2 separate regions of the Homo sapiens genome follow, and region 1 is linked to region 2. A link is a loop called in an ENCODE intact Hi-C map of the cell type or tissue named here. Cell type or tissue: sigmoid colon. All regions are shown on one strand. Links, peaks and the distances in the headings refer to the core of each region. The heading gives the core; the rest is flanking DNA.

Region 1 (15,965 bases), core at 7,877-15,876, 54 kb after region 2:
TTGCTGTGCCCCCGCTCAGAAGTGGGCTGCTATGATTGGTCATGATGGGTCACATGCCTACACATGGACCAATTACTGTAGCCGAGGAACAAGTACCGTGGGCGGCCATTTTTGGCCATCTTCCCATGGTACGGCAGGTCTGTTATCAGAAGTGGGGGAGAGAGTGCTGGCAGGAACAGAGAGAGCCACCTGCCTCCCTCAGGGCCTTCTGACTGTGTTACTGCTCCATTCATTCTGCTGGGAATTGTCTCAATCTTGAGCCAGACTCTGCTTTAAGATCCCACTCTGGGCCAGGCGCAGTGGCTCACGCCTGTAATCCCAGCACTTTGGGAGGCCAAGGCAGGCGGATCACGAGGTCAGGAGATCGAGACCATCCTGGCTAACACAGTGAAACCCCATCTCTACTAAAAAATAGAAAAAATTAGCCAGGCGGGGTGGCGGGCACCTGTAGTCCCAGCTACTCGGGAGGCTGAGGCAGGAGAATGGCGTGAACCCGGGAGGCGGAGCTTGCAGTGAGCCAAGATCGCGCCACTGCACTCCAGCCTGGGCGACAGAGCGAGACTCTGTCTTAAAAAAAAAAAAAAAAAAATTCCCACTCTGGTTTTCTACAAACGCCAGAGCTGCCGGATGGGATTTACTCAGACCTGTTGCTGTAGTTCTTTTTTGTCATTATGCGATTTTGATCAGATTTAAAATGGTTTTTTAGTCATTGGTTTATGGTTGCCTCTGCCCATAAGCGTCGGAACCTCACCTGTCTTGATTACGATACAGCTCATGCTCAGTCCCCAGCGCCTATGAACAGTAGGTACACAGGTAGTGAAATGAATGAACATCCTCCAGAGAACAGGAGGAGCTGCACAGTTCTCATCTGTTCTCAATGAGTCCCTTTCTGTCACCCTCTCCTCTCCTTTGCCAGTCACCCTATAACCCTTCATGACAAGGCTCTGTTAGCGTAAGTACACCTTGGGTCCTGTTAGTATAAGTCCCTGGGTGTCAACCCAACACACACTGGAGGTTCCGAATCTCTGGGTGTTTTGAGTAAAGATGATCCTTTGGCAAAGCTAATGGAGTTCTGTCTGAGCTCAGAGGGACTGGGCGCCATGAGTGAGTGGTTGGCAATGTCTCCCGTGGCCACCTGCCATGTTGGGCATTCCTGGTCTTGCTCTGTGTCCTTTGCTAACCAGGGAACCTCTGTTTTTAAGACTGCAGCCCTGTCATCTGCTGGGATATCACAGTACACTCAGAATCCAGGACAAAATGGTGGGGCCAAATAAAACAACTGTGGGCGCTTAGGGAAGAAGGGAAGAAGGCTTAAGACAAATGTTTGTGTTTTTTTTTGTGTTTTTTTTTTTGAGACGGAGTCTCGCTGTCTCCCAGGCTGGAGTGTAGTGGCGTGATTTCGGTTCACTGCAAGCTCTGCCTCCTGGGTTCTCGCCATCCTCCTGCCTCAGCCTCCCGAGTAGCTGGGACGACAGGTGCCCGCCACCACGCCCGGCTAATTTTTTGTATTTTTAGTAGAGACGGGGTTTCACTATGTTAGCCAGGATGGTCTCGATCTCCTGACCTCGTGATCTACCCGCCTCGGCCTCCCAAAGTGCTGGGATTACAGGCATGAGCCACCGCGCCCGGCCAAATGGTTATTTTTTTTTTTCAAGTGCTCATGACCCACGTCAGCTGGGGTCATCTTATTTTTGGAAATTCAAACGAAATGGGCTTGAATCTTGTCTCACATGCCAGGGAAGACCCAACTATCCTCGGATTCTTTCCAGGGATTGGAGGTGAGGGGCGCACTTCTGTCTCACCCAGACACCTGAGGCTCTATAAATTCCTGCGTCCCCTTAATCAGTTCTGCTTGGGCACCTTTTTGCTGGCCTCAGGAGAAGGCTAGCCGTCATAGCCATCGGAGGCATGGAACGTGTGCAGTGACACAAGCCCATGCTGTTGCTGTCTTCAACTTTATAATAATTTTTGAACAAAGGGCTTCCCGTTTTCATTTTGCCCTGGGTCCTGCAAATTAGGTAGCCAGGCCTGCCCCTCTCAGGGGCTGTTCCCTTCCTTCCCCACATTGATTCTGCCCCAGTTCATCCATTCTCCCCAAATCCCATCCCACACAAGGATGTGGGTGCAGGAGACTTGGAAGCTTTGGGACAAAAGAAAATGTTGAGCTCTCAGACAAAGAAACAACATCAAGTGCGATGCTGCCTCTAAAATACTCAGTGGGAAAGAACACAGGCAAAAGCCGAGCGGTGTCGAACCTGGATGATGAATACTGGATGCTTGTTACATACCACATACTACTTTCAGGTATGGTGGGAAATTTCCATAATACATAGTGGTGGGGTTTTATTTATTTATTTACAGACAGGGTTTGGCTCTGTTGCCCAGGCTGGAGTACAGTGATGTGATCATAGCTGACTGTAGTCCCATCCTCTTGGGCTCAAGTGATCCTCTGGCCTTGGCCTCCCAAAGTGTTGGGATTACAGGTGTGAGCCATCACTCACAATTTAAACTCTATAATACAAAGTTTAAAAAGGCGGGCACAGTGGCTCACGCCTGTAATGCCAGCACTTTGGGAGGCCGAGGCAGGCGGATCACAAGGTCAGGAGATCGAGAACATCCTGGCTAACATGGTGAAACCCCGTTACTACTAAAAATACCAAAAATTAGCCGGGCGTGGTGGTGGGCGCCTGTAGTCCCAGCTACTCGGGAGGCTGAGGCAGGAGAATGGCGTGAACCTGGGAGGTGGAGCTTGCAGTGAGCTGAGATGGCGCCACTGCACTCCAGCCTGGGCGACAGTGCGAGAGTCCATCTCAAAAAAAAAAAAAAAAAAAAAAAGGCAATAAAGGCCAGGCACAGTGGCTCATGCCTCTAATCCCAACACTTTGGGAGGCTAAAGTGGAAGGATCACTTGAGCCTAGGAATTCAAGACCAGCTGGCAACATGGCAAGACCTCATTGTTACAAAAGATAAAAAATTAGCCAGGCATAGTGGCATGTGCCTGTGGTCCCAGCTACTCGGGAGGCTGAAGCAGGCAGATGGCCTGAGCTCAGGAGTTCAAGGCTGTGGTGAGCTGTGATTGCACCACTGCACTCCAGCCTGAGTGACAGAGCCAGACCCCGTTTCAAGAAAATAAAAACAAAAATTAAAAATAAAAAGGCAATATATTAAGACTTGCCCCTGGCAGTTCCTCAAAATGATAAACATAGGGTTGCCTTATGGCCCAGCAATTCTACTCTGACCTATATGCCTAAGAGAAATGAAAGCATCTGTTTACACAAAGACTAACACATGAATGTTCATTGCTGCATTATTCATAGCAGCCAAAAAGTGTAAACAACCCGTATGTCCATCACTGACAGTGGTTAAACAAAATGGTGGCCCATCCATAATACAGAATATGATTCAGCTGTAAGAAGGAATGAAGTTCTGATCCATGCTACAGTGTGGCTGAACCTTGAGAACGTCCTGCTAAGTAAAAGGATCCAGTCACAAAGGACCGCATTAATTGTGTGATTCCATTTATAGGAAATGTGCAGAATAAACAAATCCACAGGGGCAGAAAGTAGATTTGTGATTGCTCAGGGTTGGGGGCGTTGGAGGATTAGGATGCGGGAGGGTTCTGGGTTTCTTTTCTTTTTTTTTTTTTTTTTTGAGATGGAGTCTCACTCTGTTGCCCAGGCTGGAGTGCAATGGTATGATCTCGGCTCACTGCAAGCTCCGCCTCCGGGGTTCAAGCGATTCTTCTGCCTCAGCCTTCTGAGTAGCTGGGATTACAGGTACACGCCACCACGTCTGGCTAATTTTTGTACTTTTGGTAGAGACGGGGTTTCACCATGTTGGCCAGGCTGGTCTCAAACTCCTGACCTCAGATGATCCGCCTGCCTTGGCCTCCCAAAGTGCTGGGCCCAGGGTTTCTTTTTGAGTTGATGGTGTTCTAACATTGATTGTGATGGTTGTACAACTCTGTGTATACACTCAAAGACATTGAATCATACATGTTAAATGGGTGAAGTGTACGTTAAGTGAATAATCTCTCAATAAAGCTGTTTAAAAAAAGAAGTCACACCTTCCTCTCTGACCCTCCTGCTAGGAATCCTTTGGCTCCAGCTCTCTGCCCTCTTGGGAAATTCCCTTTCTCTTCTCCACCCTCTCCCTACACACACACACACACACACACACACACACACACACACCCCTGCCATTCTGTCTTAAGCTATTTTCAGCCGGGCATGGCGGCTTACGCCTGCAATTCCAGCACTTTGTGAGGCTGATGCAGGAGGATCACTTGAAGCCAGGAGTTCAAGACCAGCCTGGGCAACGTAGTGAGACCCCGACTCTATAAAAGAATAAAAAAATTAGCCGAGAGTGGCCGGGCACGGTGACTCATGCCTGTAATCCCAGCACTTTGGCAGGCTGAGGTCAGGAGATCGAGACCATCCTGGCTAACACAGTGAAACCCCGTCTCTATTGAAAATACAAAAAAAAAAAAAAAAAAAAAAAAAAAGCCAGGCGTGGTGGTGGGCGCCTGTAGTCCCAGCTACTCAGGAGGCTGAGGCAGGAGAATGACGTGAACCCGGGAGGCGGAGCTTGCAGTGAGCCGAGATCGCACCACTGCATTCCAGCCTGGGCGACAGAGCGAGACTCCATCTCAAAAAAAAGAAAAAAAAAAGCCAAGAGTGATGTTCATCTGTAGTCCCAGCTACTCAGGAGGCTGAGGCAGGAGGATCACCTGAGCTCAGGAGTTTAAGGCTGCAGTGAGCTATAATGGCACCAGTGCACTCCAGCTTGGGCAACAGAGCAAGACACTGATTATAAAAAAAAAAAAAAAAAAAGATTTTTATTCTCAGTTTAAAGAATGGCTTCCACAGGCAAAGTGAACCACTGAGGTATTTTTCTGAACTACCACACTTTCTTTCCTCTTTAAAAGTTACTCAGTTGACAGCTACTAAAATTACAATGTTGAAATCCCCAGGGTATTCTATTGTGGCTGTCACCAAGAAATCCTAATAGATCTAATTTCCAAGAGCTGCAGAATTCCCTCAAAGAAGGAGGAGCCAACCTAACCTCTCCAGAGACAGTGGTCATCTGTTCCGAAACATAACTCTGTCACCTCACAGGTGGGGAGAAAAGAACGTTGCCAGGGCCAAGTTCATGATGTTCTAACTGAAGGATAAGCTTTTGCTCTGGAACAGGAGTCAGGAAATACGGCCTGTGGGCCAAGTTTGGCCCACTCCTTGTTTTTGTGAATAAAGTTTTATTGCAACACACAGCCACATCCGTTTGTTTGTGTACTATCTGTGGCTACTTTTGAGTTAAAATGCCAGAGTTGGTCGGGCACGGTGGCTCACACCTGTAATCCCAGCACTTTGGGAGGCCGAGGGGGGTGGATCACGAGGTCAGGAGATGGAGACCAGCCTGGCCAACATGCTGAAACCCCTATCTCTACTAAAAATACAACAATTAGCTGGGCGTTGTACCCTAGAACTTAAAGTATAATAATAAATAAAAAAATAAAACACTGAGACAAAAAAAAAATTAGCTGGGCATGGTGGCGGGCACCTGTAATCTCAGCTACTCAGGAGGCTGAGGCAGGAGGATCACTTGAACCAGGGAATCGTAGGTTGCAGTGAGCCGAGATTGCGCCACCACACGCCAGCCTGGGCAACAGAGCAAGATTCCGTCCCTCCCAACCAAAAAAAAAAGGCAGAGTTGAGCAGCTGCAACAGAGACTGTATTGCCTGCAAAGGCTAAAATCTTCACAATGTGGCCTTTTACAGAAATGGGCTGCTGACCCTTGGAATGGAAGATCCAGGCCTGAGCCCCAGTTCCTCACATGCCGGGTATGTGGCCTTGGACGTCAGTGCATCTCTCTTTCCTCATCAGTAAGCTGGAGATACCAATAATCCCTTTTTATATGTTGCTTATGCAACTGAAATGACTGACTTCATACAGGTGCAGCGCCTAGTACATACAAAGCATTCAATACATATCGATGGTTATGATGTTATTTAGAAAGTGAGGACAGCTTCTGCTTCACAGCATTATTTGAAACAATGGATCATACCTGTGCAAACAGCTGGCAAAGAACATTATAAAAATATATTGGCCAGGTGTGGGGGCTCACGCCTGTAAACCCAGCAGTTTGGGAGGCTGAGGCGGGCAGATCATTTGAGGTCAGGAGTTCGAGACCAGCCTGGCCAACATGGTGAAACCCCATCTCTACTAAAAATACACAAATTAGCTGGGCACGGTGGTGTGTGCCTATAATCCCAGCTACTGAAGCTGAGGTGGGAGAATCACTTGAACCCTGGAGGCAGAGGTTGCAGTGAGCTGAGATGGCACCACTGCACTCTAGCCTGGGCAACAGACTGAGACACTGTCTCAAAAAAAAAAAAAGTTTTGTTATAAATATCTTCTAGGCTTTTGAAACCATTCTTTGCTTCTTAGTACCATTTAGGAGTTTTGAGTGTCAATAAACTTCCAACTTCAGAGGAAAAGGAATCTTTCCTTCAAACCCTCTCATTAACCAATTCAGAAGACCATAACCCATGACCCCTGGCTGGGTCTTGAACCTGCCTGAACTAACATCCAAGTATTCTTTGGGCTATACTCTGCCTCTTCCCCACTATAGGCACTCGAGAAGCCAAGCCCATATGCCTTTATTTTTAATTTAATTATTTTGAGATGGAGTCTCACTGTCACCCAGGCTGGAGTGCAGTGGTGAGATCTCGGCTCACTGCAACCTCCGCCACCAGGTTCAAGCGATTCTCATGCCTCAGCCTCCTGAGTAGCTGGGATTACAGGCGCACGCCACCAGGCCAGGCTAATTTTTGTATTTTTACTAGAGACGGCATTTTACCATGTTGGCCAGGCTGGTCTCAAACTCCTGACCTCAGGTGATCCACCTGTCTTGCCCTCCCAAAGTGCTGGGATTACAGGTGTGAGCCACCGCGCCTGGCCTCCACATGCCTTTAAATACTTGTGTTACCTCTGAACCCCCCACCAGAGCCCGTTAAGCAGGAATCTACTCCAAGGTGTGGGCACACAGGTTTGGGGCAGGGGGAGGGTCTTAGGGGACCCTCAGGGGCTGTCCAGAAGTCTACTGGGGGATGGAGGGTGGTGTTCGGGATGATTGACATCTGACACTGCACCACTGACTTGCTTCCCTGGAAGGTGTCATTTAAGTAGGTTGGGTCCGGGGAGATAGAGCAGTCTCCGATTCACTGGCTTCATGTTAAAACTATTAACTGAACATCTAACACAGACCAGGCCCTGAGGATACAGCAATGAAGGAGTGATGCCCTCTGCCCTTAGCAACTGCCCCGCCTGCCTTTTAATGTTGGCAATTCAGCCCCATAAGGAGTCTTCACATTCTCCCAGGATCTCAGTCCTACTACAAAACACCATCCTGATGACTTGGAAGGTGACTGTGGGCCTGGCTGTGTGATATATGGCTGGTAGGAGTTAAGAGTGACAGCTCTGGAGTACTTTAGATCAGGGCAGGATTGGCTACATAATTTGCAAAATGAAAATGTGAGGCCCCTTGTTCCAAAGTTAGTAAGGCTGGAGCAAAATTGTTAAGGTGGCACTATCACAGCTCACTGCAGCCTGGACATCCTGGGCTCAAGCCAACCTACCCCCTCAGCCTCCTGAGTAGCTGGGACTACCGGGGCGTGCCACCATGCCTGGGTCATTTTTTTGTTTTTGTTTTTAAAGAAATGAGAGTGTGGCTATGTTGCCCAGGCTGGTCTGCAACCCCTGGTCTCAAGCAATTCCCATGCCTTGGCCTCAAAGCAGTCAACTAAGCGTGGGTCCCAGCCCCTGGAAACCAGCCCTGCATCTGAGGTCACACTGCTTGCCTGCTGGTTAACCTTAAATACCTCTCTTCACCGGCCTGAGCCTCAGTTTCCCCAGCCTCAGATGTCAATTAGGCTCACCTGCAGGTTGGCTGTGGCCATTAGGTGAGATGAGGGCCTGTAAAGCGTTTCGCACAGAGGACAGGCTCGGCCACATTACTGATGTTCCTGGCCTGCTGTGGCTGGCGCATTTCATCTTACAATAATAGTTCACATTTATTATTCTTATATAATAGCTAAGACTTATATAGCACATCATCAATGTCAGGCGCCGTGCTTAGTTCTTTACAGACGTTCATGTATTTCATCCTCACCACATCCCTATGCTGTGCCCTAATATTCTAGTAACTGTAGATGGGGGAACTGAGGCACAAAGAGGGCAAGTATCTTGGCAGAGGTCACCCGACCACTCAGTAGAAGAGTCAAGTTCAAACACAGGACAGCTGGCTCCCAGGTCTCTATTCTTAACCCTACCTATTGTTGGGGCTCAGAAAACGGTACCCCAAAATATGGCTCTTTGATGTGCTCAACTGAAGCAGCCTCAAGGTCTCTCCAACACCACCCCCCCGCCCCCACCCCCAATCCTGTTTCTCCATCCTCTGTCCGTCCCAAAGCATAGGAGGAGCCTGCTATCTGGAGTTCCCTTATCTACCTGGAAACCACACCCGCCAAAGAGGAACACAATTGCCTTCGACTCCTTCACTGAAATTTCATTAACCAGAGATGAAAACTCATATCACAGAGGAAGAGAATGAAATGAAACACCACACCTGGAGTGCAGACGGACTTCATCCCAAACTATCATCTGTCCTCCGATCCCATTCGACTCCCTAAAGGAATTATTCACTGACCGTTGTCCCAGCATCAGACCCATTCATTCCTCCTAAAAATCATTTACTACCCCTGAGAGTGGCCGCATTTCCCCCATCTCCCTTCTATGACGGAAGTATTTATTTATATTTTTATATTTTTTTGAGACAAGGTCTCAGTTACCCAGGCTGGAGTGCAGCAGCGTGATCTCGGCTCACTACAACCTCTGCTTCCGGGGCTCAAGCGATCCTCCCACCTCAGCCTCCCGAGTAGCTGGGAGCACAGGTGTGCACCACCAAGGCTGGCTAATTTTTTTTTTTTTGTATTTCTGGTAGAGACAGGGTTTCACCATGTTTCCCAGGCTGGTCTCAAACTAGTGACCTCAAGCAATCCACCTGACTCGGCCTCCCAGACTGCCAGGATTACAGGTGTGAGCCACTGTGCCCAGCGATGGACTTCACTGGGTTATTGGATAATCATTCTCCCGCCACTCCCCTGGCGTTTATGCATGGTGAATAAATTCATATGCCTTTTTCTTTTTTTTTTTTTTTTTTGAGATGGTGTCTTGCTCTTGTCGCCTAGGCTGGAGTGCAGTGAGGCGATCTCGGCTCACTGCAAGCCCCGCCCCCCGGGTTCAGGCCACTCTCCTGCCTCAGCCTCCCGAGTAGCTGGGACTACAGGCGTGCACCACCTCGCCTGGCTAATTTTTGTATTTTTAGTAGAGACGGGGTTTCACCGTGTTAGCCAGGATGGTCTTGATCACCTGAGCTCGTGATCCTCATGCCTCGGCCTCCCAAAGTGCTGGCATTACAGGCATGAGCCACCACGCCCGGCTCATATGCTTTTTTCTCCTATTAATCCACTTGTTGTCAGTCATTTCTTTGGTAAAAACTTTTAAAAAATAAATATAAAATAGGGACAAGGTCTCACTATGTTGCCCAGGAACATTTTGAACTCCTGAGCTCAAGTGATCCTCCCACCTCGGCCTCCCAAAGTACTAGGATTACTGGCGTGAGCCACCATGCCTGGCCTGTCAGTTATTTTTAGCAAACTTTTAGCGGGTGAAGGGGCAGCCTTCCCTTGCCTCCTATGCTATGTGTTCTGGGAGTTGACTCATGACAGACATGTATGCATGATCCCTTCCTGAGATCCTAACACCAAGTATTCAGCGTGAAATTTCCATCGTAACGTGGGATTATTTCTTTTTTTTCCTTTCTTTCTTTTTTTTTTTTTTTTTTTGAGACGGAGTCTCGCTCTGTTGCCCAGGCTGGAGTGCAGTGGCTCAATCTCCGTTCCCTGCAAGCTCCGCCTCCCGGGTTCACGCCATTCTCCTGCCTCAGCCTCCCGAGTAGCTGGGACTACAGGCGCCCGCCACCACACCCGGCTAACTTTTTTGTATTTTTAGTAGAGACGGGGTTTCACCATGTTAGCCAGGATGGTCTCGATCCCCTGACCTCGTGATCCACCCGCCTTGGCCTCCCAAAGTGCTGGGATTACAGGCGTGAGCCACCGCACCCGGCTGGATTATTTCTTTGATTCTTTTGTCTGTCTCCCCTGACTCAACTGTGAGCCCCATGCGGGCAGGGGCTGTCTGGCTCCCTGCTGTACCTCCAGCACCTGGCACCCAGCTCCGCACACAGTAGGGCCTCAGCAGCCATCTATCCAGGGAAGGAAGGGCAGAAGCAGTGTCTAGCCACAGCAATCTGACCCAGAAGCAACAATCACAGCTCTCTTGAGTTTCTAGCCTGCGTGATTTACAAGCTTGTTTTGGGCAGGACTAGGTGGCATGCACCTGTAGCCCAACCACTTTGGGAGGCCGAGGCAGGACGATCGCTTGAGCTCAGGAGTTCGAGGCTGCAGTGAGCTTTGACTGCACCGCTGCAATCCAGCCTGAGTGACAAAGAGAGACCCTGTCTCAATTAAAAAAAAAAAAAAAAAAAAAAAGGTTGTTTTGGGGGAATCTCCAACAGCTCAGGAAACCATCTCATCGGCTCCAGGCTTTTCTCACTTGAGGTCCCCGACACTGTGCAGGTGGAAAGATTTAAGGGGCTCCTGAGAGCCCAGCCCCCATCCTGGCAGGCTGCAGGGGGTGGGTGGGGGGTGCGTTCTGGCAGCAGGGCCGGCAGCTGTCTGCAGGCCTCTCAGTGCCTGCTCTAGCTGGCCAGCGGGGGCCCGCTGCCACCCCCCACCCCATGATGCAGCAGAAAGTGAAACCGCAGTTGGCCCCTGCCGGCTGGGACTGATCACCCATGGTTTCCCTGCAAAACCAGAGTCCCAGGGGGCTGGTGGGCAGCTGGCTCCCAGGTCCGGCACAGTGAGGCCTGTCAGGCAAGTGCCCCTAGAGGCCAAGGGAGGTGCCCTGGCCAGAAAGGAGGGTGCTGAGTCATCGTGACCCTAAAATGAGAGAGAAATCTGAGCTATGGATCAATGCAGGAGTGGGGGGGTGAGGGGTCCCAGTGGTGTCGGTGAGCAGGGAAGGGTGGTTTCCCGACCCCCAAAAGGAAGATGTGTGACACCCAGTTTTGTCATGCTGGAGCCCTCTACAGATCTGAACTGGCAACTCCCCCATCTCCCCCCACCCCTCCCCACACCGACTACAGGAGTGCGGAAAATCCCTGAGATAAACAAGAATTCTCTAAAAGTGGACCTCTGAAACTTTACACACGACTTTCTGATTTCTGTCCCATCCTCAGGGCAGCTGTAGTTGCTTAATATTTTTCTTCCAAAACACCCACTCTTTTTTGTTTAACTGACATCAATTGATGGACAAAAAAAGGGCCCCTGTCTCCCGACCCTAAATGGAAAACCAACCAATTGCCTGAAGTACAAATCAGCGGTGCAAAGAATACCTACTAGAATAATTTTCACCTTTAGCCGGCGCCGCTTAAAATCAGAGATGTGCAAATCAGACTTGGGAGTCTGAGTTACAGGTTTCATGCCTGAGGAGCTGGTGGCTCAGAGAGACTGACTCACTTGTCCCGGGTGACACAGCAAGAGAGGCGCAGAGCTCGGGCTGGAATGCAGGCCTGGCTGATCCCAGAAACCCAGGCTCAGTGCTGGGCTGCCGTCTCCCCACCCATGAATTCCTCTGTGTGTATTCATATTATTACCTTCCATGTTTAATGCATGGACTCTCCAATTTTCAAAGCACCTTCAGAGCTTATACAACGTTAGAGCTTTTTATATATAACATTGGCTACATCCAAGAACCCTTTGAAGCCAGAGCAGGGGGTGCTGCCCCTCCCTTGGTGTATGGGGAAACTGAGGCAGCGAGCGGGGAAAGTGTTCTGTCTCAGGGAGCTAGCAGGAAAGCCAGGACTGCCCCAGGGCCCCCTGCCAAGGCGATGATCCCGGAGGCCCTGGCTGCAAGGACCAGGCCTCGTCAAACAGGTAACACTTGTTTCTTTCCGCTTTCCCTACCTCCCCCTACAACCCCCCAGAGCAAATGCTGACGCTGATGGGGAGCCACAGCTGTACTCCTTCCCAGGCCGGATCTCAGCGTCTGCCCCTGGAGGGCAAAAGCACGTTTAGCAACCAGTGTCTGCGCATGGCGTCTTTCAATTTTTCACAGTGATAACCGGTTTTGAGCACAAGAAGGCATCTACCAGGGACCCAGAAGGCGCTACAGCGGAAGAGTTTGGGGAACAGCTTTCTCTCTTCTTTGAGTTGCTGGAGGAACTCCGAGCTGATGTCTTTCTGGCCCAGGGACCCCCGAGGAATACTGCAAGAGCAATAAGGATTTTTAGGGGCATTATGATAGTGGAATGGAAACACATCTGCCCCCAAAAGTCCCTCATTTTCCCTGCGGTAACGAACCAGCTGGCAGGAAGTGGTAGCTCTCAGAGCACCAAGAGCCAAAACTAAAAAGGAAAAAATGTACAAAGTTAGAGCAAACTTTAAACAAGTGAGCGCTTTCATGGTGTACGGCGGCTCCGTGCAGACTCACGAAAGGGACCTCATCTTCTCAATAATTGGCTAAATAGGTCTCAGTGCAGCAGCTTCCACACAGACGTGCTCAGAAAACCACAGATCTGGAATCCCAGAGCAGGTTCCCAAAATGGATACAAGGATTATTCCCTAAAGCCAGGCGCATCATAGGAGACGTGACGTTTCCCCCAAACTTCAGATGACTGTTCCAGACCCTCATTAATGATCTAAGTTATCCTTCAACACCTCCTCCTCTGGAATGGGAGAAACTTAGTCCCCTTGGAAATGCTGATGAAAATACCTGGTTTCCACAACACGGACAGAAGGACTAAGGCTTGGGTAGGGGAGCTGAGTGGTTATCGCTGGTGGTGCAAAAGGGGCAAACCGGCTGGCGTGGGGGCTCACGCCTGTAATCCCTGCACTTTGGGAGGCCAAAGTGGGAGGACTGCTTGAGGCCAGGAGTTTGAGAACAGCCTGGGCAACACAGTGAGACCCCCCCCAAGTCTCTGCAAAAAATAGCCAGGTGTGGTGGTGTGTGCTTGTAGTCCCAGCTACTCAGGAGGATGAGGCTTGAGCCTAGGAAGTTCAGGCTGCAGTGAGCTGTGCTCACCACTGCACTCCAGCCTGGGCAACAGAGTAAGACACTGTCTCAAAAAAAAGGGGACGGGTTTTACTGCTAAGGTCCCAGGTGCCATCTCTTGGTTCAGCCACTAAGATCTGAGGACTAAGGAGTTCAGGGTGTCTTCCCCAAGGCATATAACCTTTGAGGCCCTGCAGGTGGGTGCCCCCTGTGCCAGCCAGCACCCTCAGAGCCAGGAAAGGGTTAACCCCTCCACATGGCTGACACCAGAGGAGGAGCTTACTACGCAGCCTGGGATATCACACTGGGCCATCTCAGAGAGGAGAGGCCTCTGTGAGTTCTGTGAATGGAAGTGGATTCACTGCCTTCAGATTGAGAACGGGGTGAAAAGGCATCCCCACACAGAACCGACGCCCCAGTCGCTAGCTGGCTCCTTGGCACCCGTCGCATGGCCCCGAAGCTCTGGCAGGGACTCTGGGCACCTGTACCAGTGAGCACCCGGCCATCTCGGCCAGGTCTGTGAGGGAGCGATTCTACCCTTGCCATGTGACAGCCGGCAACTAGGGCCCAGATCTCTTCTTTCAAGTAGCACCTAAAATATTCTCCGGGTGAACCTAGGGCTAAATACGGCATGGCCTACAGGTGCCGGGTCTGGACCTTTTAACGCCATTCTAAGATACGATCGAGAACCCACGAGGCCTTTGGTAGCCTGGAGTCCAGTTACTGGGGCCAAATGGGAGTCCCACGGGTTTGGCTGACTCAGGGCTGGGTGCAACTTCCTGGAGCAGGCACATGTTGGTGCCAGGGCAGAGAGGCTGCAGACAGTTTTCTTGTGTGTTTGAACCCAGAATGCCAGCCCAGTTCTCACTCTGGGCCGACCCCCAAGGTGGCTTAGTTGGTGGCCCCTTTTTCTGTCCACCTGGCCCACTTCTTTCCACTTCCAGCCTGCAGCCCGGCCCTTCCTGGCCTAGGTTTTCCTCCCAGCCTGATCAAAGCAAAAGGCTCAGCTCCCAGGTGGGAGGCCTCACGGAGCTGGAGAAGAGACCAGCAAACACATGCACGGTAACTCAGATGTGTTATGTGTTGTCTTGCTGGCTGGGAGCTACGCCTCCTAGGCCCACCCCAAGTCGAAGGATCGCAGCCCTGGTGCTCGAGAGCAAGGGCTTGGGGCTGGGCTGCAAAAGCTCAGCTTTGCCTCTGAATCTTCTAGAACCACGTTTGCACTCACACAGGACAGATTTGCTCTGAGCCTGTGGGATAGCCTCATCTGTTCCCCTTTGAGCATTTGGAAAGCAAAGTGGGGTTCTGCCCTCGCCAGAGCCCACAGGGTCACCAGGCTATTAAACCCTGCAGAGTCTCTGGGGAGGCTGACTTTGAGAGCCAAATACCCCATCTTCTGGCTGAACTGCTGCAGGCTTCGTCTCGGGAGGAAAGACCCCCAGGCACCTGTCTGGACTTGTCTGGGCACCAGTAGTGGCTCTGAGGCCACATCTGGGCCTCGGCTGGCAGAGGTCTGGGCTGTCTTGGGCACAAATGCCAATGCCAACAGGCCCAGCACTGATCTCACACGATTCCAGCAAGAGAGCCTAGATTTTTGCACATCTCTGAGAAAACTGTCATACCACACCGCACAGCTAACCTTAGGCGCAACCAGCCACTAACTCCTCTCCCTGCCCAGGCGAAGTCCCCTTTGCTGCAGTGGGGCAGCATTTCAGGGACACGGAGAAAGAAGTTTGCTTTGTGGTTCCGTAAACTCAGACGGATGATATAAAATCAGAAACCTTATTTTAAAGCTTGGTAAATATGTGCATATGTCCCCTACAACTGGGGACGCTGGAAAGGCAGCATCTGAACACTGGCTGCTTTGAAAAGAGGTCATGAGAAGGGCAGAAGGGGTCAGCTGGGCATGGGGTGATGGAGGGAACCCCAAGTCCACTCCTAAATTCTTTCAACGTCCATCTCTTTCCCTGAAAAGTCGGCTTGGCTACTAGGCCTGAAAAGTATGTTGTTTATATCATGTTTGTGAGCGTCAGGGTTTATTTTCACCTGCTCCAGATACAAGAAGCAAAAAGAACTCTACATTTTTCTGTGTTTGGGGTGCTCAGGCGAGAAAGAAAATGCCTGCTTAAAGTAACTGATCAGCAATGTTTTGTTTGTACACGCACTTTATTCTGGTGAGTGATTTTAAGTACCAAGTTTGCCTTAACTTTTCACTGCACTCATTTTTATCCTCATGGCTAAAATAGCTGTATTTGCTCCACAATCAAAATTAAAGGAGGGTGAGCTGATCGTTAGGAGGCTATAGTTGATCTGGCAAGAATTTCCATCTTTCTGTTCATAACGTTAAGTTGGGGGGTTGCTGGGAAGGGAAACAGAGAGAGTGTTCCCTTGGAGGGACTTTTCCAACTTTCATTGGTTTGAATCACCAACATATATTTTATTTTTAAGGAAGTATCATATTCATTGCAGAACCACCTCTAAATATTTTACTCCTGGCCATACCGTATTCTTTTCTATTGAAACATCTTTTTTGCCTCTCTGAGATCAGCTATGGCTTGGGGATTGCTAAGAACAAAATTCAAAGTTGCTTGTTTTTTGTTTTTTTTTTTCTTAAATCCACACTTCTTTGGGGGTTAGCGGGGGTGGGGAGGGAACAGCAACTGCTTAATGAAGTTTCTCACACAGAGGCAAAAAGAGAAAAGCCAAAATATATTCAGTGTATCCAGCAGTTCCATGCTGAATTTTTTTTTTCCTTATTGGTTGAGGGGGGTGTGTAGGAGGGTGGTGGGAAG
Region 2 (15,965 bases), core at 3,152-11,151:
TTCACCAGGTCGTGGTAGAGTACTTTCATTTCCAATGAATAATGAATGTCTGTTTGTGAGGCCCTCTTATAAGATTTGTAAGGCAGCTATTAGGTAAGTGAATGTGAAGATAAAATGCGTGGAGATGGCAAATCCTCAGGGATCTGGGAGCCTGGGATGAAATTTGGCAAATGTGGCCTCCGTGGAAGCCGCTGGAAGCCAGAGCCCACAGTTTCCTCCACCCTGAGCTTCCTGGTTACAGCCGCAGGCAAGCTCTGCTGATGGGCTTGGAAAGAGTGACTCCCAGCTGGCCTGCGTCGGAGGTCAGAGTGACCGGGAGCAGGCGCCGTGCCTGCTGCTTGGCGCGCCACGCCCAGCCTGGTCAGCAGCTCCCATGGCCCTCGGTGGCCCATCCCTGTGGCCTGCACATGGCTCAGGGCTCTCCTCCCCAGACCAGGAGTTCCCAGGCTCTGGCTCACTCCCTCTGCCGACATCTGAGGAACCCCCCAAAGCCGGGTCTGCAACACCCCTCCTGAGTCCTCCCCCACTGCCCTGCCACAGCTTCTTGGTGGGACTCTAGGGGGCGAGGGGGTGCAACTGGACACCCATTTCACAGATGCCCCCCCCAGCCAACTGGTACATCTAATGCAGCACAAAGCTCAGACCGCCAAGACTGGGAACGGGGACCCCAGCTCTGCCACCTCCCCTCCATGCCTCACTGAAGCCTTGTGCAGATTGAACAAGCTGAAGTAGAAACGCGCTTGGAGCAGGGTGTGGCATACAGGAAGCACCATGTAAGTGCATGTTCCTGCCGCTGCTGCGGTTAAGCCTCTGGGCTCTTGGCCACCATCATTCCTCATTCTTCATTCACTTGCATTTTGGGAGCATCTCTACTCTAGCTCTAAGGCTCTTTTCTTTTGAGAGAGGGTCACGTCACTGTCAGGCTGGAGTTCAGTAGCACGATCATAGCTCACCGCAGCCTCGAACTCCTGGCCTCAAGCAATTCTCTCGCCTCAGCCTCCCGAGGAGCTAGGATTACAGGTGCACCACCACGCCCAGCTAATTTTTAATTTTTTGGTGGAAATGGGGTCTTGCTATGTTGGGAAGGCTGGTCTTGAACTCCTGGCCGAAAATGATCATCCTGCCTCAGCTTCCCAAAGTGCTGGGATTACAGGCATGAGGCACCGTGCCTGGTCATGTCAGGCTTTGGATGTGTGGAGAGAGCAGGCGCTGTCTGCAGAGGACACAGGCAGGTGGCAGGATGATGTTTCCACCCATCCTCAGCTCCTTCCTCACTCTGGCCTGTGCCCAGCCAGGGTGATGGGGTGGGGTGTCCAGGAGCCCAAGAAATGGGATGGAGACCTTTGCATCAAGCATGTCTGAAAGGAGAATCCGCCCTGGCTGCGAGATGGGAGTCACTGTTGTTAGTGCTTCACTCTGAGGCACCTCTTCTACGGGACGGGTCCCCAGGTAAGGGCCAGGAGGAGAGTCTGGGACACGTGAAGGCCTGGCAGGTCACCCTTGCACCCTGCAAAATGTGCTATCCTTTCACTCAGAATTGTCTGAGACAGGATCCTGCTCTATCACCCAGGCTGGAGTGCAGTGGCATGATCTCGGCTCACTGCAACTTCCACCTACCGGGTTCAAAAGATTCTGGTGCCTCAGCTTCCTAAGTAGCTGGGACTGTAGGTGCTCACCAACATGCCCGGCTAATTTTTGTATTTTTAGTAGGCATGGGGTTTCACCACGTTAGCCAGGCTTGTCTTGAACTCCTGACCTCAAGTGATCCTCCTGCCTCAACCTCCCAAACTGCTGGGATGACAGGCGTGAGCCACTGTGCCCAGCGAGAATCTCTTCTTGATAGCTGATAAGCCTGACCCCTTTCAAGCATCAGGGAGGGCCATGGCCAAGTGTGCGCAGCTGAATGGGTTCCAGTTTTAGAGGTGCCTGGATAGAATTGCCCCTGGGTCCTAGGGGCTCATTCTTCCAGGGGAGAAGGAATGGGAAGGGACCAGGGAAAGTTTCAGGGAGAAAATGTTTGCAAAGGAGTCGGTGTTGGGATAAAGCAGGGAAGGCGTCCCAGGACGGGGGAGCTGGCTGTGCAAAGGCCCTGGGGCATGAAGGAGCCTGTGATATCAGCTCAACTGGGTGGCTTGAAGCCCATCAAGCTCTTATTCTTTACAGATGGGGTAAGGCTGGGGCCAGCTCAGAGATGAGTGAGCTGCCCTGTTGGAGCCCTGGGCACTGTACCTCCCCCCACCCCCACCACCCCAGCTCAAGCCTGGAACATCCCTGGTTTCTGTATGAAGTGTTTCAGTGCCTCACTTTATCTGTAAGGAATGTTATCATCTGGGGGCTACAGAAGAAGAAAAGACCAAGCCTCTTAGGGATTCCTGTGTTCGGTGCCCAGCCAGAAGGGCAGCTCTTCCCCAGGTCTGGGGGTGAAGGTCCCATCCCCTAGAGGCTGGCCCCTGTGAGCAGAGCTGCCCTCATGCCAGCCCCTGCTGACCCCCTGCCTGCCTACGTCCCCCTGGGCAGGCCCATCTCTGGGGCCACCCCAGCAGGGCCATGGGCTGCCCATCTCTCCCTTGAATACCACCACCCTTTTGTTCTTGTGGGGTGTGGCTACCTTTTTTTTTTTTTTTTTTTTTTGAGACGGAGTGTCGCTCTGTCGCCCAGGCTGGAGTGCAGTGGCGCGATCTCGGCTCACTGCAAGCTCCGCCTCCCGGGTTCACGCCATTCTCCTGCCTCAGCCTCCCAAGTAGCTGGGACTACAGGCGCCCGCCACTACGCCCGGCTATTTTTTGTAGTTTTAGTAGAGACGGGGTTTCACCGTTTTAGCCGGGATGGTCTCGATCTCCTGACCTCGTGATCCGCCCGCCTCGGCCTCCCAAAGTGCTGGGATTACAGGCGTGAGCCACCGCGCCCGGCCGTGGCTACCTTTTTACTTCTCTGTGAAGAGATGGTGCTTCAGGGAAGGGAAGGAAAGTCAGGGGTGACCGGGACATGTGGGCACTGATCAGTTCTCACAGCTGCCTGGGTGGCAGGCCTGGCCAGCCCCACGGTATGGAAGAAACTGAGGCTGAGTCACATGGGGTTGAGTGAGGTGGCACTGCTTCTGAAGTTGGTGACTGAGAGTCATCCTCTTTGCCCTGGAGCCCCTGCTGCTGTTCCCTGGCACTGGAGCCCCTTGTGACATTTGATGCTCAGAGGGCCAGGAGCTGTGGTAGGCTGGGCTGGGCACTACCGGCTCGGCTGCCTGGGACTCCCTCTCTGCTACCCACGCTCCCAGCTTGCTGGGTGCAACTGGCCGTTTTTGGTGGGAGCTGTTGTCCTTGGAGGCAAGGGGGTCAGGGGCGGGAGTACCTGGGTGCTTCCAGTCCCTGTCTTTCCTCCAGGAAATCTTTAAATCTGCAGGTAAAGCACATAGTTCAAAGCCACCCCCAGAAAGTGTTATTTTAAATTGTAAAGTATGTTCAGGCCAGGTGCAGTGGTGCGTGCCTGTCATCCCAACATTCTGGGCAGCTGAGGCGGGAGCATGGCTTGAGGCGAGGAGTTTGAGATAAGCCTGGCCAACATCGTGAGATCCCATCTCTACAAAAAATTTTAAAAATTAGTCATGTGTGGTGGCATCTGCCTGTAGACTCAGCTGGTAAGTCTGGTAGCAGGTCTTTAAGTGGAAACAGTTGTTTTCTTTTCTTTTCTTCTTTTTTTTTGAGACAGAGTTTCACTCTTGTTGCCAGCCTGGAGTGCAATAGTGCAATCTCTGCTCACTGCAAACTCCGCCTCGTGGGTTCAAGCGATTCTCCTGCCTCAGCCTCCCAAGTAGCTGGGACTACAGGCACCCGCCACCATGCTCAGCTAATTTTTTGTATTTTTAATGGAGATAGCGGGATTTCACCATGTTGACCAGGCTGATCTCGAACTGCTGACTTCAGGTGATCCACCCTCCTTGGCCTCCCAAAGTGCTGGGATTACAAGCATGAGCCATGCTGCCTTACGTTTTTTTTTTTTACTTTTTGAGACAGAGTCTCACTCTGTTGCCCGGGCTGCAGTACAGTGGTACAATAATGGCTCACTGCAGCCTTGACCTCCTGGGCTCAAGTGATCCTCCCGCCTCAGCCTCCCAGGTAGCTGAGGCTACAGGTACGCACCACCATGTCCAGCTAATTTTTAATTTTTTGTAGAGATAGGGTCCTGCCATGTTGCCCAGGCTGGTCTCAGACTCCTGGTCTTAAGCAATTTGCCTGCCTCAGCCTTCCAAAGTGCTGAGATTGCAGGCGCGAGCCACCATGCCCGCCCCAGATAGCCATTTTCTACCCTGTGTTTCCATCCCAGCAAGTGTTCAAGCTATAAACATGCTTTGGGTTTTTTTGCTTGCTCGTTTTTTAGTTATTTATTTATTTATTTTGAGATGGAGTTTTGCTCTTGTTGGCCAGGCTGGAGTGCAATGGCATGATCTCGGCTCACTGCAACCTCTGCCTCCCGGGTTCAAGCGATTCTCCTGCCTCAGCCTCCCAAGTAGCTGGGTGGCCATCACCACGCCCAGCTAATTTCATATTTTTAGTAGAGACGGGGTTTCACCATGTTGGCCAGGCTGGTGTAATCCCAGCACTTTGGGAGGCCAAGGTGGGCAGATCATGAGGTTAGGAGATCGAGACCATCCTGGCTAACACGGCGAAACCCTGTCTCTACTAAAAATACAAAAAATTAGCTGGGCGTGGTGGCGGGCGCCTGTAGTCCCAGCTACTCAGGAGGCTGAGGCAGGAGAATGGTGTGAACTCAGGAGGTGGAGCTTGCAGTGAGCCAAGATTGCGCCACTGCACTCCAGCCTGGGCGACAGAGCGAGACTCCGTCTCAAAAAAAAAAAAAAAAAAAAAAAAAAAAAAAGAAACAACTCCTGACCTAAGGTGATCCACCCGCCTTGGCCTCCCAAAGTACTGGGATTACAGGCATGAGCCACCGCACCCAGCCTTGTTTTTTTTTTAAATAAAGAGACAGGGTCTTGCTCTGTCACCCAGGCTGGAATGCAGTGACGTGATCACAGCCCACTATACCCTCAAACTCCTGGGCTTGAGCCATCCTCCTCCCTCAGCCTCCCGAGAAGCTGAGTCTGTAGGCAGATGCCACCACATGTGGCTAATTTTTAACATTTTTTGGAGAGGCAGGATCTCATGATGTTGCCCAGGCTTTTCTCAAACTCCTCGCCTCAAGCCATGCTCCCGCCTCAGCTGCCCAAAATGTTGGGATGACAGGCATGCGTCACTGCACCTGGCCTCAACATACTTTAAACTTTAAAATAACACTTTCTGGGGGCGGGTTTGAACTAAGTGCTTTACCTGCAGATGTAAATGGCAGCTCCTCAACCTAATGACTGTGTAACCTCGGGAAAGTTTATCAATCTCTCCGAACCTTAGTTTCTCATCTGGCAAATGGGGGTAGTAACAGCACCATATATTGAAGGATTTAATGCATATAGAGCCCTTAGCGCAGGGCCTGGCACCAAGTTGGCCCCGGGCACGGCCATAGCCACTTCGCCTGACCGTCAAGGCAACCTTGTGAGATTCGTGTTGTCATCAGGCCCATTTTCTAGTTGACAAAACTGAAGCCCCAAGCAAGTAAGTGCTTCCCCCGAGGTTAAGTCATCATTTAAAAATCCTGAAATAATGGCGCCATCAAGGGGTTCAGGTGGAGTGACCACCACAGCCCCTCCCGTCCCCTCACCACACTGAGGGCTCTCGGCCCCCCTGCAGTGACGTCCCCACTCCCAGCCTTCCCTGGCCCAGAAGCCCACTCCTCTCCAGCCCCCGACTCTGGGGCAGCCCAGGGAGCCTGTGCTGCGAATGCCACCTCTTCTTGGGAGCTTTCCCCTCCCTATGACCCTGTCCCATTGTGAGCCATCATAGTCATTACCCAACTCCACCCCACCCAGTTTCCAGGAAGTTCAAAGCAGCCCTGGACCCCTTTCCGCCCTGCCCTGCAGGTGTCCTGACACACATGTGACCTGGCGTGGCCAGATTCCACGAGGGTGTTTAAGCGTTATTTATTTGCTTTACCGCACATGTGGACACACAGCCGTCTGCAAGAATTCCTGGGCTGAGCAGCGTGAGTCAGCGCTCCGGTGCATGCCTGCGTGCGGGTGTCTGGGTGTACGTGAGCCCACCCATGCATATCGGCTTGGTAGAGTTACATCTTCATTATGGAAAATTTCAAAAATGCACAGTGGAGAAGACCGAGCCGCCATTCCGGCATCCCCGCCCTTGCTTCGGCAGCAGAAGCACTTTACCACTCTAGTTTCACCTCTTTGCAGGCTCCCTCTCCGGCCTCTTCCCTCTCTTGGCTGGAGTATTTCAAAGCGAATTGCCGACATCATACCATGCATGTCATTTTTTAAAACTTTAAATTTTGAAATCATAATAGATCCACAGGAAATTGCAGAGATTACCCAGTGGCCCTGTGTACCCCTCACCTATTTCCCCCCAATGGCTACATCTCACATGATCTACAATATCCAATGTCCAATATCATTATCTGTCATATCAAAACTTGGCAATTGACATTGGTATTAATAGAAAGCGCGTGTATAGTTTTTGGTTTTTACTATTTTGAGACAGAGTCTCTCTCTGTCACCCAGGCTGGAGTACAGTGGTGCAATCTCCGCTCACTGCAACCTCTGCCTCCTGGATTCAAGCAATTCTCATGCCTCAGCTTCCAGAGTAGCTGGGATTACAGGCGCCCACAACTACAACCAGCTCATTTTTGTATTTTTTTTTTTGGACAGAGTCTCGCTCTGTCACCCAGGCTGGAGTGCAGTGGCGCAATCTCGGCTCACTGCAAGCTCCGCCTCCCGGGTTCATGCCATTCTCCTGCCTCAGCCTCTCTAGTAGCTGGAACTGCAGGCACCTGCCAACACGCCTGGATAATTTTTTTGTATTTTTAGTAGAGACGGGGTTTCACCGTGTTAGCCAGGATGGTCTTGATCTCCTGACCTCGTGATCTGCCCGCCTCAGCCTCCCAAAGTGCTGGGATTACAGGTGTGAGCCACCACACCTGGCCTCATTTTTGTATTTTTAATAGTTATAGGGTTTCACCATGTTGGCCAGGCTGGCCTTGAACTCCTGGCCTCAAGTGCTCTGCCCACTTTGGCCTCCCAAAGTGCTGGGATTACAGGGGTGAGCCACCGCTCCAACCTGCATGTATAGTTTTATGCTGTTTTGTCTGTGTAGATTCACACAAACCACCATTGCAACAAAAAACAGAATCACCCTATCACCACCAAGATCCCCAGGCAGTCACACTCACCCCATTCCCCCACTGTCCCTGCCCCCCAGCAGCCATTAATCTGGTCTTCATCTCTGTAACTTTGTCATTTGAGAATGCTATAGAAATAGAATCATCCAGGATGTGACTTTTGAGGTTGGCTTTTTTCCCCAGGCAGCATAAACACCCTTGAGATCATCCAAGTAGTGGCGAGTATCGGCAGCTCATTCGTCTTATTGCTCAGTGGTGTTCCGCGGTGTGGAGGGGCCACGGTTTGCTGAACCGGTCGACTATCGAGAGGCATCTGCGCTGTTTCCAATTTGGAGCTGTTATGAATAAAGCTGCTACAGGTTTCCATGTGGACATCAGCTTTCATTTCTCTGGGATAAATGCCCAGGAGTGTGATTGTATAAATGTCTAAGTTTATATTCAGTTTTCAGGAAACAGACAAGCTCTTCTCCAGAGCGGCTGTGCGGGCGGATCATTGTCGGGGAGAGGGGGGCGGAAAGTGAAGTATTTGTTGCTGGGGGCCCAAGGAGCTGGCCCTGGTGACCCTGAGCAGCCCGCGTTCGGCTCACACTACGCAGCACTCACCGTGCCCTGGGTGCTGTGCTGTTACAGCATGTGACCCCTGTTACAGGATATTTAGTCCCCACTTTACAGAAGAGAAAACTAAAGTTAGCAGGCTGAGCAACTGGCCCCAAGCCACTGCTAGCAAGTAGGAGCATCAGAATTCAAATCCAGGTCGGGCGCAGTGGCTCACGCCTGTAATCCCAGCACTTTGGGAGGCCGAGGCGGGTGGATCACCTGAGGTCAGGAGTTCAAGACCAGCCTGGCCAACATGGCGAAACTCCGTCTCTACTAAAAATACAAAAATTAGCCAGACGTGGTGGCAAGCACCTGTAATCCCAGCTACTCGGGAGGCTGAGGCACGAGAATTGCTTGGACCCAGAAGGCGGAGGTTGCAGTGAGCCGAGATCTTGCCACTGCATTCCAGAGTGGGCAATAGAGCAAGACTCTGTCTAAAAAAAAAAAAAAATTTAAATTCAGGCTGGGCGCAGTGGCTCACGCCTGTAATCCCAGCACTTTGGGAGGCCGAGGCGGGCAGATCACTGGAGGTCAGGAGTTGGAGACCAGCCTGGGCAACATAGTGAAACCCCGTCTCTACTAAAAATACAAAAATTAGCCGGGCATGGTGGTGCAAGCCTGTAGTCCCAGCTACTCAGGAGGCTGAGGCACGAGAATGGCTTGAACCTGGGAGGCAGAGGTTGCAGTGAGCTGAAATTGCACCACTGCACTCCAGCCTGGACGACAGAGCGCGACCCTGTCTCAAAAAAAAGAAGAATTCAAATATAGCCCCATTGGGGTTGATATTCAACCTTGTTGGGTGGCAAGAATTGGTGCTGAATGTTTTGGGGAGACAGTGGATAGACCAGGGGAGTCGGGGGGAAGTCCCTGGCATGAGGAATACAGACCCCACTGACAGGAGGGGAGAAAGGGGCCTGGCTTCTTCTCTCTCCTGGCCAGGCTGACCCAGCTCCTGCCCCCTGATCTTTGCCTGATGTCCCTCCTCTCTCCGTCACAGGGGAAGCTGTTGTTCTGTTGCTCCTGGGTCCCCTTGGTCTCGACATGTGCATCTGTCTTCCCTGGCACTCAGTCCTGTGGGGGAGAATCCTTACCCAGCCCCGTCTGCACCTAGAACCTCCAGCATCCCCATCGTCTTGGGAAGCGGGGGTAACACAGAAAACTTACTCTTTGTTCTTCATCCCACCCTGCAGCAAGCTCTGAGTCTGCACCCTCTTTGTGGGGTTTTGGTCTGGTGAGGGGCTATTGGTGGTGAGGATGGCGATGCCTACCCTCTGCTGGGCTCAGTGGCTGGCGCTTGAGTATATGATCTCACGTGACTGGCATGACTGCCCTGCAGCAGGTGTTATTACTGCTGCTTTAGAGACACACAGTGGGGGGCTCAGCTAGATGAGGCTCATCGAGCTCGCAAGTGGCAGAGCTGGGATTTGAAACCATGTCCATCCGACCCCAAAATCTGAGCTAAGCAGTTAGGAAGGGTGTTTGTTTGTTTGTTTGTTTGTCTCCCTCTGTTGCCTAGGCCGGTGCACAGTGGCGTGATCTCAGCTCACTGCAACCTCTGCCTCCCAGGTTCAAGTGATTCTCCTGCCTCAGCTTCCTGAGTACCTGGGATTATAGGCATGCATCACCACACATGGCTAATTTTTTGTATTTTTAGTAGAGACAGGGTTTCACCATGTTGACTGGTCTTGAACTCCTGACCTCAAGTGAGCTGCCTGCCTTGGCCTCCCAAAGTGCTGGGGTTATAGGTGTGAGCCACCGTGCCTGGCCCTGGAAGGGTGTCTTGTCAATGCTGCTGGAGAGGGCTTGTCTTTCATGCCCAGGATGGGGCAGCCTGGGACTCAGGCACAGGTTGCCCAGCTGCCTGGCTGTGAGTCCTCAGGGATCCAGGTGCCCTTCAACAGGGACCTCACTCTGCTCAGGAGCCACTGGAGCAGCTCCGTGTGAACCCCATGGTTCTGCTCTGCTCTGCCCACGGCTCTTGGGTGAAGCCTCTACTCTGGCCTGAGGTCCCAGGCCTGCCCTTAAGTCACATCTCACCCTCCTAGCTGTGTGAGCCCAGGCAGGCGGCTCAGGCTCTCTGAGCCTCCTCACCTCTTCCAGGAGGGGAAATCAGTCTTTTCCATTTCAGGAAGGCCCAGCCGTGGATACTCTGTTGACCCGAAAGACACTAAGTGGTCAGAAGGGGGATGTTGAGCCTGGTGGGTAAGGTCCCTGTACCCCTAGCCCCAGCCCTGGTCCCTACACACAGTGTGACCCAGAACAAGTGGCTTTAGCTCTGGGCCTCCTTTCCCACTTAGCAAAGATGGCCCTTCTGACAGGTTTGCATAGCTGGCCCAGGAGGCGGCTTTTTGTGAATCATGAGGTGCTACACGTGTGTGAAGCTTTTCTGGTTCATCAAGCTACAAGCTTGGGACTGTGTATTTTTTATTTGAGTCTGCTTCTTTTTTGTGGCTCTGATTTTTGTTGTTTATTTAATTTTTCTGTAGAGCCGGGTTCTCAACTATGTTGCTCAGACTGGTCTCAAACTCCTGGGCTCAAATGATCTGCCTGCCTCTGCCTCCCAAAGTTCTGGGATTACAGGTGGGAGCCACTATATCCAGCCTGATGTTTTTTTTTTTTTTTTTTTTAGACGGGGTCTCACTCTGTCACCCAGGCTGGAGTGCAGTGGCATGATCTCAGCTCACTGCAACCTCTGCCTCCTGGGTTCCAGCGATTCTCTTGCCTCAGCCTCCTGAGTAGCTGGGACTACAGACACCCGCCACTACACCCAGCTGATTTTTAATAGAGACGGGGTTTCACCATATTGGCCAGGCTGGTCTCAAACTCCTGACCTTGTGATCTGCACACCTCGGCCTCCCAAAGTGCTGGGATTACAGGCGTGAGCCACTGCGCCTGGCCCTGATTTTGTTTTTTAAGGCTTAGCTGGGCAAGTGTATTTCTAGTCAAATTACAGTATCTGTACAGCTGGAGGAGTGGGGAACAGGATCCCTTCCTCCATTCGCTTGCTTTGGTTTGATGTTTCCTGAGCATCTGTTGTGTGCCAGGCCCAGTGCTGGGATGGAGAAAGAAGCCAGGCAGGGCGTCAGCCCTAGAGGTGCCCATGGTCCCCTGGGGTATCAGGAGTAAACAGCCCATCCAATCCAGGGTGACGTGCACAGCAAATGAGGGGTGTTGCAGGAGGGAACCTGACCACCCTCCAACACCAGGCTAGGTGGAAGAGGGCTGATCAGGGAACTTCCTGGAGGCACAGGAACCCCAGATGAGTTGTAAGAGATTGAGGGGATCTGGGTAGGCAGAGAAGTAGAGAGGGGACCTTCCAAGCAGAGGGAACAGCATGAGCAAAGGCTGGGGTGTGAATTGCAGGTGTGTGAATTGCCCAAATCCCCTCCCCAGGGCTCTTCCTGCTGGGTGATGAGGTTCACCTTAATACTGGGCTGCTCCTACCACACCCAGTTTGCACCTTGGACCAGTGAGTTGTCCTTCTCTGTCCTAAAGTTTTCCAAAACCATCCAGCCGTTTGTCTGTCTGGCTATCTATTATCTATTCATTGATCTATTCACCCATCCATCTATTAATTCATTTATCTATGCATGTATTCATCTGTCTCTTCATTTGTCATCTATCCATCCACTTATCCATCCATATAATCCAGCCATTTATTTATAAAGCATTCATCCATCTATCCATTTGTCTATCCACCCATGCATCCACCTGTGTATCCATCTAATCATCTGTTTCTCCATGTCTCTGCTTGCCTGTCCATCCATCCATCCATCCATCCATCCATCCATCCATCCATCCATCCGTCTGTCTGTCCATCCACCTATTTATCCAGCCAGCAACACATCCAACAAATATCTGTTGAGTGCTGACAATGTGCCAAGATCTGCTGGGCAGAGCCTTGCTGGGGAGGTGCAGGGGAAGTGATGAGCAGATGTGGGCTGAGGTTTGCCTCACTCCCTGCCAGGGCCCTGCCCAAAATGGGCACAGACTTGCCCCGGGGGTTCCTCCCCGTCCTGGGCTGCCTGGTCTTGTTAGGAGGGAGGCGGCCCTCACCTCTGGGCTTGGGAAAATGTCCCTGGCATTCTACTCTTGAGAGTGTCACTGTATTAGTCCATTTTTCTACTGTTGTAAGAACTGCCTGGGACTGGGTAATTTATAAAGGAAAGAGGTTTAATTGACTCATAGTTCAGCATGGCTTGGGAGGCCTCAGGAAACTTACAGTCATGATGGAAGGCAAAGGGGAAGCAAGCACCTTCTTCACAAGGTGGCAGGAAGAACTGCCGAGTGACGGGGGGCAAGAGCCCCTTATAAAACCATCAAATCTGATGAGAACTCACTATCCTAACAGTACCGGGAAATTGCCCCCATGATCCAATTACCTCCGCCTGGTCTCTCCCTTGACATGTGGGGATTACAATTCAAGATGAGATTTGAGTGAGGACGCAAAGCCAAACCATATCCGTCACCTACGCAGACAGTGGGTGAGAAAATGCACCCAGACTGCAGAAGGCCACACACTCCCCAGGTCACCTGCCTCCCTCCTGCTCCAGCCTCAAACATCACCCCTTGCTGCCTTTCTATGGACAGATGTGAACTCTGGGCCATCCTCAGCCACTGCTGCTGATCTATTAGCTCTTCTTCCTCATCTCAGGTCTTTGGGTTTCCAGACAAGATGCCAAATATTTGTGCTGCCCCCTGAGCATTTTTTTACAAGATGGGATCTTGCTATTTTGGCCAAGTTGATCTTGAACTCCTGGCCCCAAGCAATCCTCCCACCTTGGCCTCCCAAAGTGCTGGGATTACAGGCATGAGCCACAATGCCCAGCCCCACTGATCTTCTTGTAGCCCATTCTCAACTAGTCCCAGAGCCTCAAGGCAGCCTTTTTAGCTCTTGGGAAAGCCAAAGTTATTGCTAACCTCACTGTGTAGCCCTTCTCATGTCTCTGAACCAGCAAACTTATGACCTGGGCTTATATCTGTTCACTTAGGATGTGAAAATACCAACCCACCGCCTCTCAGGTTCAGAGGGTTCCAGGGTGCAGATGGGGCTGGGTTGGGGTGCCCCCCACTACAGGACCAAGGTGCCAGGAAAGGCAGGGCCACCCATTGGGGCCAAGGGGACCCAGCCAGCACTAGAGCAATGGCTCTACCTGTGATGGACAGAGGAGGAGCCTGGGGCAAAGACTGGGAGGCAGGACTGGGTCAGCCTGGCCAGGAAATAGCAGGAGCCAGGCCCCTTACCCTGCTCCTGTCAGTGGGGTCTTTGTTCCCCCTCCCAGGCCCTCCTTCCCAACACCCATGGTCTGCTCGCTGTCCCCGAGGCCACAGGGCATGGTGCAGAGCTGACATCATTTGATGTGTCTGCAGCAGTCACCGGCTGTGCAAGATGACATTCTTAGATCACTCCAGGAGCTGGTACGTGTGTCCAGGTGAGAGGTGAACTTGGTGACTTTCATAATCAGGAAAAAATATTAAGCTGCCTGTACCCACGCGTTTCAGTTTCCTAGGGGTGTTGTAAAAAATCACCACAAACAGGGCAGCTTAAAGCACCAGAAATGGATTTTCTCAGAGCTCTGTAGACCAGAAGACAGAAATCAAGTTGTCCAGCAGGCCCACTGGGTACACTCACAGGTAGCTGGGGTGAGGATTTCAACATATCTTTTTGGGGAATATAATTGGGCTCACAACACCATAGGGCCCTGATTTTGTTTAAAAACCACATTGGTGGCTGGGTGCAGTGACTCACGCCTGTAATCTCAGCACTTTGGGAGGCCGAGGCAGGAGATCCTCTTGAGTCCAGGGGTTCGAAATCAGCCTAGGCAACATAGCCAGACCCTGTCTCTACAAAAAATTAAAAAATTAGCCAGGCTTGGTGGTGTGCACCTGTAGTCCCAGCTCCTTGGGAGGCTAAAGGAGGAGGATCACTTGAGCCCAGGAGGTGGAGGCTGCAGTGAGCCATACCCGTGCCACTGCACTCCAGCCTGGGCCACAGAGTGAGACCCTGTTTCTAAAAAACTTTTTTAATTTGAAAGACAAAAAAACACACACTTTCATATGTTCCGTTTCTTGATCCAGATGCTTATTACATGGGAGTTTTTGCCCGAAAATTCCATCAAGCTATACATTTATGATCCATGCATTTTTCTGCACATATGTTATATTTCAATCAACGTATTCTAAAGCACACACATGCTGAAAACAGCCGACCTACCATGGGGTTAACAGAGGCCTCCCCTGGGGGGTAGGTTTATGGATTTCATTTTTCTCCGTTATGTTCCAAGTTGTCTGCAATAAGCCTGCATTCACTTTGTGGAATAAAAAATACATGTATGTCATTAAAAAAGTGCTAGAGATGGCACATTCCCTCTCAGATCCTTCCCTGCTCCCAAAACTATTGTAAAAGGAGGTGAGGATTCGAATGGAAATTTGGCTGCCTCAAGATTCTTTCCAAATTAATATTTTTAGCACGATTACGCACCGCTTCAAATGTCCTGCTAATGATATGTTGTCCTGATTATCCAAACTGTCTTTCTGCGGAGTGATTTGTGTGGCTCCAGCAGGAATCTCACCTGTGTCCTCTTCCGGAGGGCGAGGTAATAATAGGACTGACCTCATGGGTGGCCAGGAGGCTTAGCTGGGATAATGCACATGAAACCCCATGCACGGGGCTCTGGCACAGGGGACCGGCTGCCTCAAGTACCCTCCTGATTAGGGAATGCCCAGAGAGCGGCCCAGGTGCCTCAGGGTCCTCGGTTCATGGCTCAGTTTATTTGGGGAAGTCTGAGACCCTCCCCTGTTCCATGTTGTCATCCCTGCGGGATGGACAGGGATGCTGGGGGCTGCCCTTCTCTGGCATGTTTTCCCGTTTTGCTCCCCCACTTTTTAAATTTAAATTTAAATTTTTATTTATTTTGTTTTTTTGAGATGGAGTCTCACTTTGTCACCCAGGCTGGAGTGCAGTGGTGTCATCTCAGCTCACTGCAACCTCTGCCTCCTGGGCTGAAGTGATTCTCTTGCCTCAGCCTCTCAAGTATCTGGGACTACAGGTGCCTGCCACCATGCCCGGCTACTTTTTGTATTTTTAGTAGAGATGGGATTTCACCATGTTGGCCAGGCTGGTCTCAAACTCCTGACCTCAAATGATCTGCCCACCTCAGCCTCCCAAAGTACTGAGATTACAGGCGTGAGCTGCTGCGCCCGGCCCCGCTTTGCCCCCTTTTAATGAATCTTGGTGCCCTTTTCCTTCTGTCTTCCTCACTTGTTAGGGTTGTGTGCTATTTCATCTTGTGCGTTTAAGACATGGGGTCATCACTGTTCTGTGATCACAGGAAAGCTCAAAGGAAGCTGACAGCGGTGAGATGGTGGCAGGACTGGAGGAGATAGAGAGGGGATGTGTGTCCTTGTGTCTCCTGGGTCTCTGCTGCCACCCAACCCCCCGCCCCCCCCCCCCACTCTTGGCTTTGGAATTTGGGCTGAGTTGTATATGAACCTGGTCTCCTTGGCCAATATCTGTCCAAATTACCAATGCAGAAATCCTCTGTCCCAGCTGGTCTGCAGCCCAGCAGTAATCCTACAGATAAACTGGGGCTTGTGAGACCTTATTTACCTCTGAGGTTATTTTTTGCAACATTGTAAAAGCGAAAGATTGAAACAACCTAAACCCCCTTCAGTAGGGCACTAGTTAAAAATAAATGGCACCATCTGTATAACCGCATATGCTATGCAGCTGTGAAAAACCAGGGAGGAAGCATTTCCAAGCTTTATTAGGTAAGAAAAGCAAGTATGCACAAAGCAAGTATACCTCTTTGTGTAAAAAGGGGAGGACGTGAGAATATATTCCTGTGAGCTTACATTGCATAAACTACAGCTACTCACTGAATGGTGAAATGTTACTTGTGGAGGTGGAAGTGAAACTTCGTGGTTAGGGGACTTGGGGTTGAGAGCAGGACACAGATTTGTTCATTGCCTTTTGGTGAGCATGTACACGCACAACTTTTCAAAATCTTAAACTTAGAAAAATGTAACATCATTAAAGCATAGCATGTTTTGAGTGTAGCGGTTTCGGTTTGAGTGTCACACTGGATCTTGTTTCAGCCTGTCAGCTGTGTGACCTTGGGTAAGTTACTTAACTGCTC

Evidence for each region. Hi-C counts contacts between places; a loop is a spot of excess contacts. Peaks named below come from ENCODE experiments on the same cell type or tissue, not always from the same donor. Only the 100,000 strongest peaks of a DNase experiment are listed, where the experiment ranks them.
Region 1: it touches region 2 in a loop (6-fold over the local background); 21 of 110 quality-filtered maps call a loop at or near these places.

The regions. Positions count from the first base shown.
Region 1 is chr16:14,305,795-14,321,759 of GRCh38, reverse strand. The region is part of intron 1 of MIR193BHG (MIR193b-365a host gene); the gene reads right to left. It overlaps MIR365A (microRNA 365a), which reads right to left and starts at 12,475; the gene lies at 12,389-12,475. RefSeq lists enhancers at 10,743-10,882, 10,983-11,102, 10,894-11,188, 13,075-13,124, 13,920-14,604 and 1 more and a silencer at 11,014-11,308. In sigmoid colon, for the core only: no CTCF peak of the experiment used is centred there; no DNase peak of the experiment used is centred there; H3K4me3 peaks cover 1,216 bases; H3K27ac peaks cover 818 bases.
Region 2 is chr16:14,354,744-14,370,708 of GRCh38, reverse strand. LINC02130 (long intergenic non-protein coding RNA 2130) reads left to right here and starts at 443. Exons shown (of 2, transcript NR_131191.1): 1 at 443-773; 2 at 7,414-7,600. RefSeq lists enhancers at 5,854-6,355, 13,459-13,508, 15,825-15,924. In sigmoid colon, for the core only: no CTCF peak of the experiment used is centred there; a DNase peak (open chromatin) is centred at 7,858; H3K4me3 peaks cover 915 bases.